Regions from separate parts of the Homo sapiens genome. Here all the other regions are linked to region 1. The links are chromatin contacts, found by Hi-C or POLR2A ChIA-PET in ENCODE. All regions are on one chromosome and are shown on one strand. Each heading gives the region's core, a stretch centred on a gene start or an enhancer-like site at or near the end of the contact. The rest is flanking DNA. Distances are from core to core; before and after follow the strand shown. Region 1 holds the start of TP73-AS3 (TP73 antisense RNA 3). Region 2 holds the start of NADK (NAD kinase). Region 3 holds the start of TNFRSF14-AS1 (TNFRSF14 antisense RNA 1).

The links. A loop is a pair of places that touch in the nucleus more often than their neighbours do. ChIA-PET counts read pairs that join two places held with the same protein, here RNA polymerase II (POLR2A). Pooled maps may share reads with other maps.
Region 2: a pooled map shows a loop between it and region 1 (11-fold over the local background). The contact joins the promoter of NADK here to the promoter of TP73-AS3 in region 1. A Hi-C loop is called at or near these places in 6 of 37 single-sample maps with no recorded cell type and 3 of 50 pooled maps.
Region 3: a pooled map shows a loop between it and region 1 (2.4-fold over the local background). The contact joins the promoter of TNFRSF14-AS1 here to the promoter of TP73-AS3 in region 1. A Hi-C loop is called at or near these places in 17 of 37 single-sample maps with no recorded cell type and 6 of 50 pooled maps. POLR2A ChIA-PET finds 5 or more read pairs at or near these places in 2 of 52 experiments (GM12878 and Panc1).

Annotation. Positions count from the first base shown.
Region 1 is chr1:3,667,407-3,670,417 of GRCh38, reverse strand. It overlaps TP73-AS3 (TP73 antisense RNA 3), which reads left to right and starts at 1,473. Exons shown (of 3, transcript NR_187362.1): 1 at 1,473-1,793. The region is part of intron 1 of TP73 (tumor protein p73); the gene reads right to left.
Region 2 is chr1:1,776,882-1,779,892 of GRCh38, reverse strand. It overlaps NADK (NAD kinase), which reads left to right and starts at 1,423. Exons shown (of 12, transcript NM_023018.5): 1 at 1,423-1,604. RefSeq lists a silencer at 708-1,907.
Region 3 is chr1:2,555,761-2,558,771 of GRCh38, reverse strand. It overlaps TNFRSF14-AS1 (TNFRSF14 antisense RNA 1), which reads left to right and starts at 1,761. Exons shown (of 7, transcript NR_037844.2): 1 at 1,761-1,795; 2 at 2,076-3,011. It overlaps TNFRSF14 (TNF receptor superfamily member 14), which reads right to left and starts at 2,401. Exons shown (of 8, transcript NM_003820.4): 1 at 2,039-2,401; 2 at 938-1,046; 3 at 304-429. The coding sequence starts at 2,107.

The DNA of each region.
Region 1 (3,011 bases), core at 224-2,723:
GCTGGGATTACAGATGTGAGCCACCACGCCTGGCCTTCTTCCCCACTTCTAAGGGGCTCCTGTACATCCCCACCTGGACATGGGGCTCTTGAGTCTTGAGTTCAGACTGCGGGACCCCAGGGAGACGACACCCACATTCCAGAAGCCTGTGCCCATGTGGTCCCCCGGCCCCATCATCATCCCTGCCTTACCTGTGCCCATGTGGTCCCCTGGCCCCATCATCATCCCTGCCTTAGGGATGAGCAGAGAGATCCTCAGAGTGGTGTAAAACGCACCCAGAGCGACACAGCAAGCCAGGAAGAGCCCATGGTCTCGCCCCCCGAGCCACATGCCCATCCAGGAGGCCAGGCTGGAGACTTTGCAAAGAGCCAAGGGAACAGGATCCAGAGGCCCTGGCCCCTCGGACATTCCCCCAAGGCTTCAGGGAGGAGCTGGTCACTCAGTTTCCCTACCCACCCTCTCACCTCTAGCAACACACTTGCACATACATGCACATGGACACACCTATTCACATATGCGCACACATGTGTCCGCAGGCACTGCCACGTACACACTCTGCCCTCCTCACAGCAAATCCCCACAAGCCCCTCCCCTGTCCCCCAGTTTGATGGGTCCCTGAGGATTCCCCAGCCTGGGAGTCCAGCCCTGGAAGCAGGACCCAGGCAGAAGGAACAGGACATGCCCAGCCCCTTCCTGCCGTCCACGTCATGGTCAGGCTTGGGAGTAGCTGCGTGAGTGCCGGGGAGGCCGGGGCATGGCTTGCTGTTGCCGGGAGAGGCTCCGGGGCCACAAAAGAGTGAGGGGGCTGGGGAGAACTGGGAGGTTCTGGATCAGCTGTGTGAGGCTGAGGATGGCGGCCCCCAGCCGGGAAGCCCCCGGACGTGCCAGGCTGGGGCAGTCACTCTGCGCCTCCTTGGCAGGAAGTGGAAAGAGCTCCTGGTGGGTCCAAGGGGTGGAGGTGGCGGTACCAGAGCCACTTCTGCCCCCGATCCTAGGGTCACACGAGGAGCCCTGATGTGCCACTTGGGGCAGATGGCTCCCCAGAGCTGTGGCTTGTCCCATCAGGAGAACTGTGGGCAAGGCCTCCCCACCCTGGCCTGAACAGTACTGCATTTCCAAGCCGCCTCCTGGGAGGCCGTAGAGGGGCTCTCTGCACCCCAGGGTGGGCCCCCGGAGCCACTGCACCCACGGTGGCAAGGAGACTCCCCCCGACTCAGGCCGAGAGGAGGGCGAGCCAAGCCCAAGCCTACCTTGGCTAAGCCTGGGCCCCGGAGGGTCGGTGGGGCCAGGTGGAAGTGGCCCTCGGCTGGCTCCTGGCTCCCGCAGGCGGGCGGTGGCAGCAGCGTCCCTGTCACCTAGGTGATGACATTGGAGTTGCGAAACTAGGCGGCAGCGTGGCCGGCCTGGAGCTGCAGGGCAGCTGGGGGCGGAGCATGGCCTGGAGCCCTGGGGCTGGAGACGGGCCTGGAGCCAGCACCTGCCGCCTGCCACCTGGCATGCACGCGCCACCCTGCATCCCTGCTCCCCCCAACCCTCCTCAAGGCGACTGACAGGGCCGAGCTCAGGGCAGCCAGGACAGGGCTGTCTCCACCCAGCTTTGTACTCGTTTCTACTCCTCATTGTGGACACTTCCAAGCACACTCAGCACTACAGGGAACGGCCCAGGAACCCATCCACCCGTCCCCAGCTCTCATCACTCTGACCTCTGGCTTTTTGTTTCCTGGGGCATTTCACAGCAAATTCCACCTATGAGACCGTCTCATCCGTAATACACCAGTACATGCTTCCAGCAGGTAAGAACCTCTCTTTTAAAATATTAGGTCAAACCATGAAATTGCTGATAATTAACCGTTTTGGTCCTACCAACAATACACACACACACACACACACACACACACACACGTGCAGCAAGTTCAGATAATTCAACATTATATGCAGCCATAATATCAAATTCTGAATCTTTAATGCTGGTCAGAGGATTTTGAGGAGCCCCGCCCCAATTTTGGAGAGGGAAGTGTGTGTCGCTGCCACTGTGCCACCTTCCTCCCCCACAATTGCAGCAGCACGGAGTGGACAGCACGGATGTGTGTCTAGGTGCTGCACGGATGTGTGTGACAGCTACTCATGGCTGTTGGCTCCAGGAGGGGAGATGGCCCCTCATCGCAGCCGGGTGACTCTTTGGAAAGTGTATCCATGGGTCATTCTCAAGCACACCAATTTGGGTTCCTTGGCTGCAGTGACCTCCTGGCAGGCACTCCTCCTCCCCCACCCCTAGTTCATAGGAAAGTGAGGGGAGAGGAAAGACCTGAACCCAGGGAGGCTGGTGCCTGGCTCCTCTCAACATCCTTGTTGGAGACAAAAGGTGGGTGGGTGACAGGAGGAGCAATAGCAGCTGGACCCTGGCCATAGCCATGGCCAAGTCTGTTCCCTGGTCTGAAGAGCAACTAGCACAGAGTGACAGTGGCCATGAGCCCTGGGGGGACACTGAAGGGGGAGTTCAAGGAGAATTTTTGCACACCTGTGCACCGTAACACAAGGGTTGCAAAGCTATTCCTGAACTCCCCTGCCCTATTTTAAGCTGGGTGGTCCAGATGTGAACTACAGGGCAAGCCCTTGTTTATTTCCTTTTTTTCTTTTTTACTTTTTTTCTTTCTTTTTTTTTTTTTTTGAGACAGAATCTCTCTCTGTCGCCCAGGCTGGAGTGCAGTGGCTCCATCTTGGCTCACTGCAACCTTTGCCTCCCAGGTTCAAGCGATTCTCATGCCTCAGCCTCCTGAATAGCTGGGACTACAGGCACGTGCCACCACGCCTGGCTAATTTTTTGTATTTTTAGTAGAAACGGGGTTTCACCATGTGGGCCAGGATAGTTTCAATCTTCTGACCTCATGATCCACCCGCCTCGGCCTCCCAAAGTGCTGGGATTGCAAGCGTGAGCCACCGCGCCCAGCTGCCCTCGTTTATGCCTATCAGGCAAGAGCTGGAGAGGGGACCATGCGGATGTGCGCACTGTC
Region 2 (3,011 bases), core at 174-2,673, 1.9 Mb after region 1:
GGGGAAGGGCTGCAGAGGACTCAGGTCCACACCGACCCTGGGCCAGGTGATCACACAGAAAGTATAGACAGGGACTGAACCTCAGAAAACAATGGCTGGGCCAGGTGCAGTGGCTTACGCCTATAATCCTAGTACTTTGGGAGGCCGAGGCGGGTGAAGTTTGAGACCCAGCCTGGGCAAAATGGTAAAACCTCATCTCTACACACACACACACACACACACACAAATATATATATATATGAATGAAGTAGTCGAGTGTGGCGGGACCTACTTGTAGTCCCAACTACTAGGGAAGCTGAAGTGGAAGGATCGCTTGCACCTGAGAGGTCAAGGCTGCAGTGAGCCGTGAGCCCGCCACTGGACTCCGGCCTGGGGGACGAATGAGACACTATCTCAGAAAAACAAAACAATGTCTGGCACCTGGGGGACCAGCAGGTTAGAGCAGCTGGTCGTGCATTGCCAGTTTACCTGACAGTGACTCGAGAGCTGAGAACTGGGTATAGGGCACATTATTGGGATATTTGAGGCCTGAAGGCGCTGATGAGCAGCCACCAGTTCAGCAAGTGCGGGCTGGGTGGGACCCGCAGTTCCAACAAACACTACAAAGTCCGCTCCTGTGGCTTTGGCCTCCTCCCCCAACTCCCCGAGTCCTCCAGCCTGTGGGGTGCGCAAAACACGGCTCCCTGGTCCCCCTAGAGGTGCCCCAGGCCACCGGGTCCTCCCTCCACTGCCAGCCTTGGGATCCCAAGCGTAGACCTCTGAGGACGTTCGTGGGCGTGCAAGGCGCACCTGGCCGCTAGAGGTGGGCGTGAGGCCGATCGCGGTTCCCCCAGGCGCAGGGCCGCCCTCCCAGCCCCGACGGACAGCCCCGAGGGAGCGCAGCGCTGCCGCAGCTGCTCTAAGTTTCGGTTCCCAAATCCGGCTCGGCCCACACCGTGTCACAGCCCGGTAATTAGGGAAGCGGCGGCGGGCGGGGCCAGCTCTCGCGGGGCACCTGCACTCCCCTGAGCCGGCCCACGTGGTCCGGGAGGTCCCGCCCGCGGTGGCGGTGAGTTGGGGGCGGGACGCCGGGCTGGGATCACAATGTCGGGGGCGCCTAGGCGTAGACGTGGCGGGCGGACCCGGGGGCGCCCTCCGGACGCGGCAGGTGAGTGGGGACGGGAGCCGGGGGCCGCCCTCCTCGGGGCGCCGACCCCCGCCTACCCGAGTCGCGGACGCCCGCCCCTGTCCCCGCTGCCCGCCTCCACTCCCTGGTCACTGCTCTCCACCGCGATTCGCCCCTCTTCCCCACCGCCCGCCTCTTTCCCGCCACGCCCGCCGCCTCCCGCCCGCGCGGGGTGTCCCGGCGCCGGTGGGACCCGGCAGACGCGCGGGACGCCCCACGTGCGCGGCAGCGCGCATGCGTGGCGGGTGCGCCTGCGCAGTGGGCGGGCGCGGCGCATTGCTGCTCGGCGGCGCCGGCGCCGGGGTCCGGGCGGCCATGGGGCAACAGGCGGCCAGGGCGCCAAGGGCCAGGTAGCGACGGCTGGCGGCGGCGCGGCGGCGGGGCCTGCGGGCTCGGTCCGGCATGTAGACGCCCCCGCAGGCGCCCGCGGCAGCGAACGGTGAGTGAGCAGACCCGGCCTGCCGTCCGCCTGGGGTCGCCCGCTGCCTGGGGTCATCGCTGCCCGCGAGCGCGCGGCCAGGCGGGGAGACACCAGGCCGGCCCTGCCCATCTGGCCTGCTGAGGAGGCCGTGGAAGTGCTGACGGGCCACCGCTCCGTCCCGAATGGGGCACCAGCACGGCCCAGGGCGAGGCTCGGCCTTGGGGACGGGTCTGAGGGAGGCCGCTGTCCGGCCTGGCTCTCCCGGGCGGGGAAGGTGGGGCCGTCCAGCCCGGACCGCGCTTGTCAGTCGCCTCTGCTTGGGCGGCCAGGTCCTCGGTGTCCGGCCTTCCGTGGGTGGTTTCAGCAAGCAGGAGGGGTCTTTGACTCGTGAAAGCTTAGAGGGGCCCAAACCTAGTGGGAAAGTATGAATAAAAGATTCTATACAGCAGTATTGGCATGGAATTCTCTAAAAACACATCTCTGATTTAGTGCCCAGTACTTGCCAGAAAATTCCAATAGTCTATGGTGATGTTCCTACAGGCGGCTGCCATCCAGTAGGTCAGATGTCAGCACCGGCCTTGAGCTCTAGGTCGTCGTTTTTTTTCTTAATTGTGGGAACAGGGCGTGCCCAGCTCCGAAGGCCTGGTGGAGTTTTCCTTCCCAGGCCAAGGACCACCCCCACCCTCCCATCCCTCCTCCCCAAGCAATGAGATTCCTTTTGGCTTCGATTCCGAGTAACAAGTTATTTTTCCTTTCTTGTTTTGGAACACACTAAGTTTTACATTCAAAAGTTCATTATTCTTGGCTCTTGATGGGAATACATTTCAAAACTCTTCTCTTCTTGTGTTCCATGTCTCTCTGACAGCCTTAGTTGGCCTGAAACTGACATGTTTGCCTTAATAAGTTTTTTTTTCCTCCTGATGTCATCTTGTCTAAGAAGCTAGTTACTTTAACACCTTGTTAGATAATTCCCTTCAAGTACTTATTCCCCTGAACATTGTCCTCTCAAGCCTCTGGAAATTTCCTGTCCCCTTGGAACTTCTCTGTAAGGCCTGTTTGCTCTCAGCAGTGACTTCACTGGGACTTTTGCAGCCACTTTATGGTGTTAGCACGCTGATTCCAAGCTACTTGAGGAATCACAGGTGCCACCGCAGTACCCAACAAAATAGCTTCATCATTTGGAGGTGTCCTCTCGAGATGTTTCTGTGTGTATATGTGTGTGTATGTTAGAAACAGGGCCTCACTCTGTCCTCCAGGCGTGTTTATGGTGGCATGATTATAGCTCACTGTAACCTCAAATTCCTGGGCTCAATTGATCCTCCCACCTCAGCCTCCTGAGTAGCTGGGATTACAGGCCTGCACCACCACACCTAGCTGATTTATAAAATTTTTTGTAGAGATAGAGTCTCACTGTGTTGTCCAGGC
Region 3 (3,011 bases), core at 512-3,011, 1.1 Mb after region 1:
GGAGAGGTCTGGGCACCCACCCCGGGCACCAGAGGAGCCAAGGACGAGGGATAAGGGTCAGTCGCCAAGCTCAGGATGGCCCACCTGGCGGTGACAAAGTGAGAGGTGAGACAGAGGTGGACGGGGGCCGGAGGCTGACCTCAAGGCGTCCCCTGCAGGGTGCATCCATGGAGATGGGGTTGGGACCTGGCCTGGGGCAGCCGGGGCCTTCCTGGGGCACTGTGGCCATGGAGAGAGGGTGCAGGGTGCGGGGGCATCCAGGCTGCCCAAGCGGAGGCTGGGCCGGCTGTGCTGGCCTCTTACCTGGGTCACACATTTGGCACTGCAGACACTTGCTTAGGCCATTGAGGTGGGCAATGTAGGTGCCTGGAGGGCAGGGTTCACACACTGTGCCCGTCAGCTCCCCGCAGGCCTCCTTCACACGATAACCTGCCGCCCAGAGAGTGGGAACTTCGCAAGTCTGCGGGAGGCCCCTTCGGGAGCCCACCCATCACTCCACCCGCGCCCAGAGCCCAAGCAGGGAGACACCAGCTAAGGGGACTCAAATGGCCCATGAGCCCCACGGGACACAGCAGCCCCATCAGCCATGAGCAGAGCTGCTCTGGGGAAAATCGGAAAGTTCTGGAAGCACATGGGGCCTCCTGGGACACCTGGCCCGGCTCTGGTATGTGCCCCCGAGCCCATGTCTCTGGCCACGGTGGGCCAGCCACGTCTCTCAGACCCACCCCCTGTGCAGTGTGACTGTGAGGGTCCCCCAGGGTGAAGAGTCCAAGCTGCTGGCCTGGGGGTTCTGCCCTCACTGTCTGCACACCTAGCCCCAGGGCTTCATCACACCCATGGCTGTGGGGGCAGAGAACACAGGGGTGTCTGGGGCAGAAGGGGGCAAGAGTGTCTGCCCTCGGCCCACAGAGCTGGCCCGCCAAAGGGCTGCACCTACCTGGACTGCACTTGGGGCAGCACTCGGAGCCCACTGGGTACTCGTCCTCCTTGCAGGACGGCAGAGCTGGGGCGTAGCAGGGGGCTCCCAGGAAGGTGAGATACAGCACCTAAGGGGGTCAGGACAGGCATTGGGAGATGCCCTGGCTGCCCTGTGGGCTCTGCCAGGCTTGGCCCCACAGCCTGAATCTCCCTCTGTGCAATGGGGAGGAGCGGCAGTGCCTGGTAGAGAGGACAGAAGCGGGCCCCAGGCCAGGCTCATGGAACAACCTTGCCGACCGCTGGAGCCCGGGATAGGGTGGGGACCGCCCCTCCTCCAGCCCTGATGACGCTGCCTGGCAGCGCGGAGCCCTGGGAACTGGAACTCTGCCCTCGCCAGGGACCCCACACCCCACACCTGGGAGCATTGAGCCCACTGGGCAGACAACCTGCCGGCCCCCCTGCTGGCCTAGGTTGGACCTGCTGACCCCTGAAGAGCCAGCAGGGGCAGCCAGGGATGGGCCCCAGAGGCTCACAAGCCAGACAGTGGGTGACAGGCTGATCAGGGCCACATCGGGGAGGGTGGCTCTGCCGTGGCCTCGTTCCTGGGCTGGCTGATGGGCAGTCGGGGGCCCCTGATGGGGATAGTGGCTGGACAGGCAGGAGTGCCACATGAGCATGGAGAGTATCCCCACCCCACCCACCTGGGTCCAGCCCCCTGCTGCACACTGATCTTATCACCTGTCACCAAGGTCAGGGCTGCCGGGGAGTTGGGTCACCTGCTCGAGGGCCCCGCCCAGAGACGCCCAGAGACACCCAGCCCCCAGAAGTGCCCACATCCGGCCAAATGGGGGCTCACCAGCTGCCCGTGGACGGAGTGGTGAGTGGGGGACACACGCAGGAGGAGGTCTGCTGGGTAGGGCTGTGGCTCTGCTGCTCACCCCACTGTGGTGAGCCCAGTGCTGGGGGTCTGGGTTGACCCGAGAGCCCCAGGCAGCAGGGGACGGGCTGGACGCCGGAGCCAGCAACGGCCAGGACAGGGGCATGGGGAAGAGATCTGTGGGAGGCCCTGGGGTCAGAACTGGGATCTGCGAGCAGACGGAGAGGAGGCTCGGGGGCTCACCAGCCTCAAGACGTCGGTTTTGGGGGTGGATCTCCAGGGAGGAGGCCCCCAGTCTCCAGGAGGCTCCATGCCTCAGGCTCAGACCGGCAGCTCGGGAACCCAGCTAGCAGGATGAACTCCAGCAGAGGAACTCAGCGCCATTGCTGCGGCTGTGGGCCAGAAGAGAAAGAGAAAGAGAAAGAGAATCCGCCTCGGTGTGACAAGCTGTGCCTCAGAACCCGAGCAGCAGGAGAGTGGGCAGCAGGGGGTGTCTGGCAGCAGAGAGGGGCTCAGGCCTGCTGGGTGGAGCGGCGCTGGGGGACACAGGTGGGCCCTGCGGGAGGCAGGAGCTGTCCAGGCAAAGCCGAGGGGAAGGGCCGGTATGAAGGAGGCGCCCGATGGGAGGGGCGAGTTCTCCCCCTGCACCATTCCAGTCCACTCCGGGTTTCCTGTAGAAGGGGGAGCCCCCCAAAGTCCATCTGTGTTTCCCCACCTCACTCACACACTCAGGGACCCTCGGCTGCTCCCCGGGGCGCTGACTGACATTTTTGCCGAATAAAGGGGCCCTGTGGGTTTCCTGTTCCCATCTCAGCTTCTGCTGAACAGGGTAAACTTCCCTTCCGAATAAAACCACCAGAATGCGGTCTGGCCAATTTCAGTCATAGACCCACCAGGCCTGTGTCCCTGCGTGAGGGGGTGGGAAAAGCCCAGAGTGCCCCTACCCGTCCCCTGGGAGGGGTGGAAGGGCAGCTCTTGCTCCCCCTGCAGAGACGCTGCGCGGACTGGGAAGGCTGCCAGCCTCGCCCGGTCTCCCTGTGGACCCTGCCCTGACCCCACCCCAGCTTCCTGGCTCCCTGCACCCCACTGGGCTTCCCTGCCCCACAGAGCCTGGTGGTAGGGAGACCTCCGGATGGAGACAGCCCACAGTCCCGGAGCCCCAAGGCAGGCACCAGTGAGTCCCTCGTGACGGCCTCGCTCCCTGCATCACATGGAA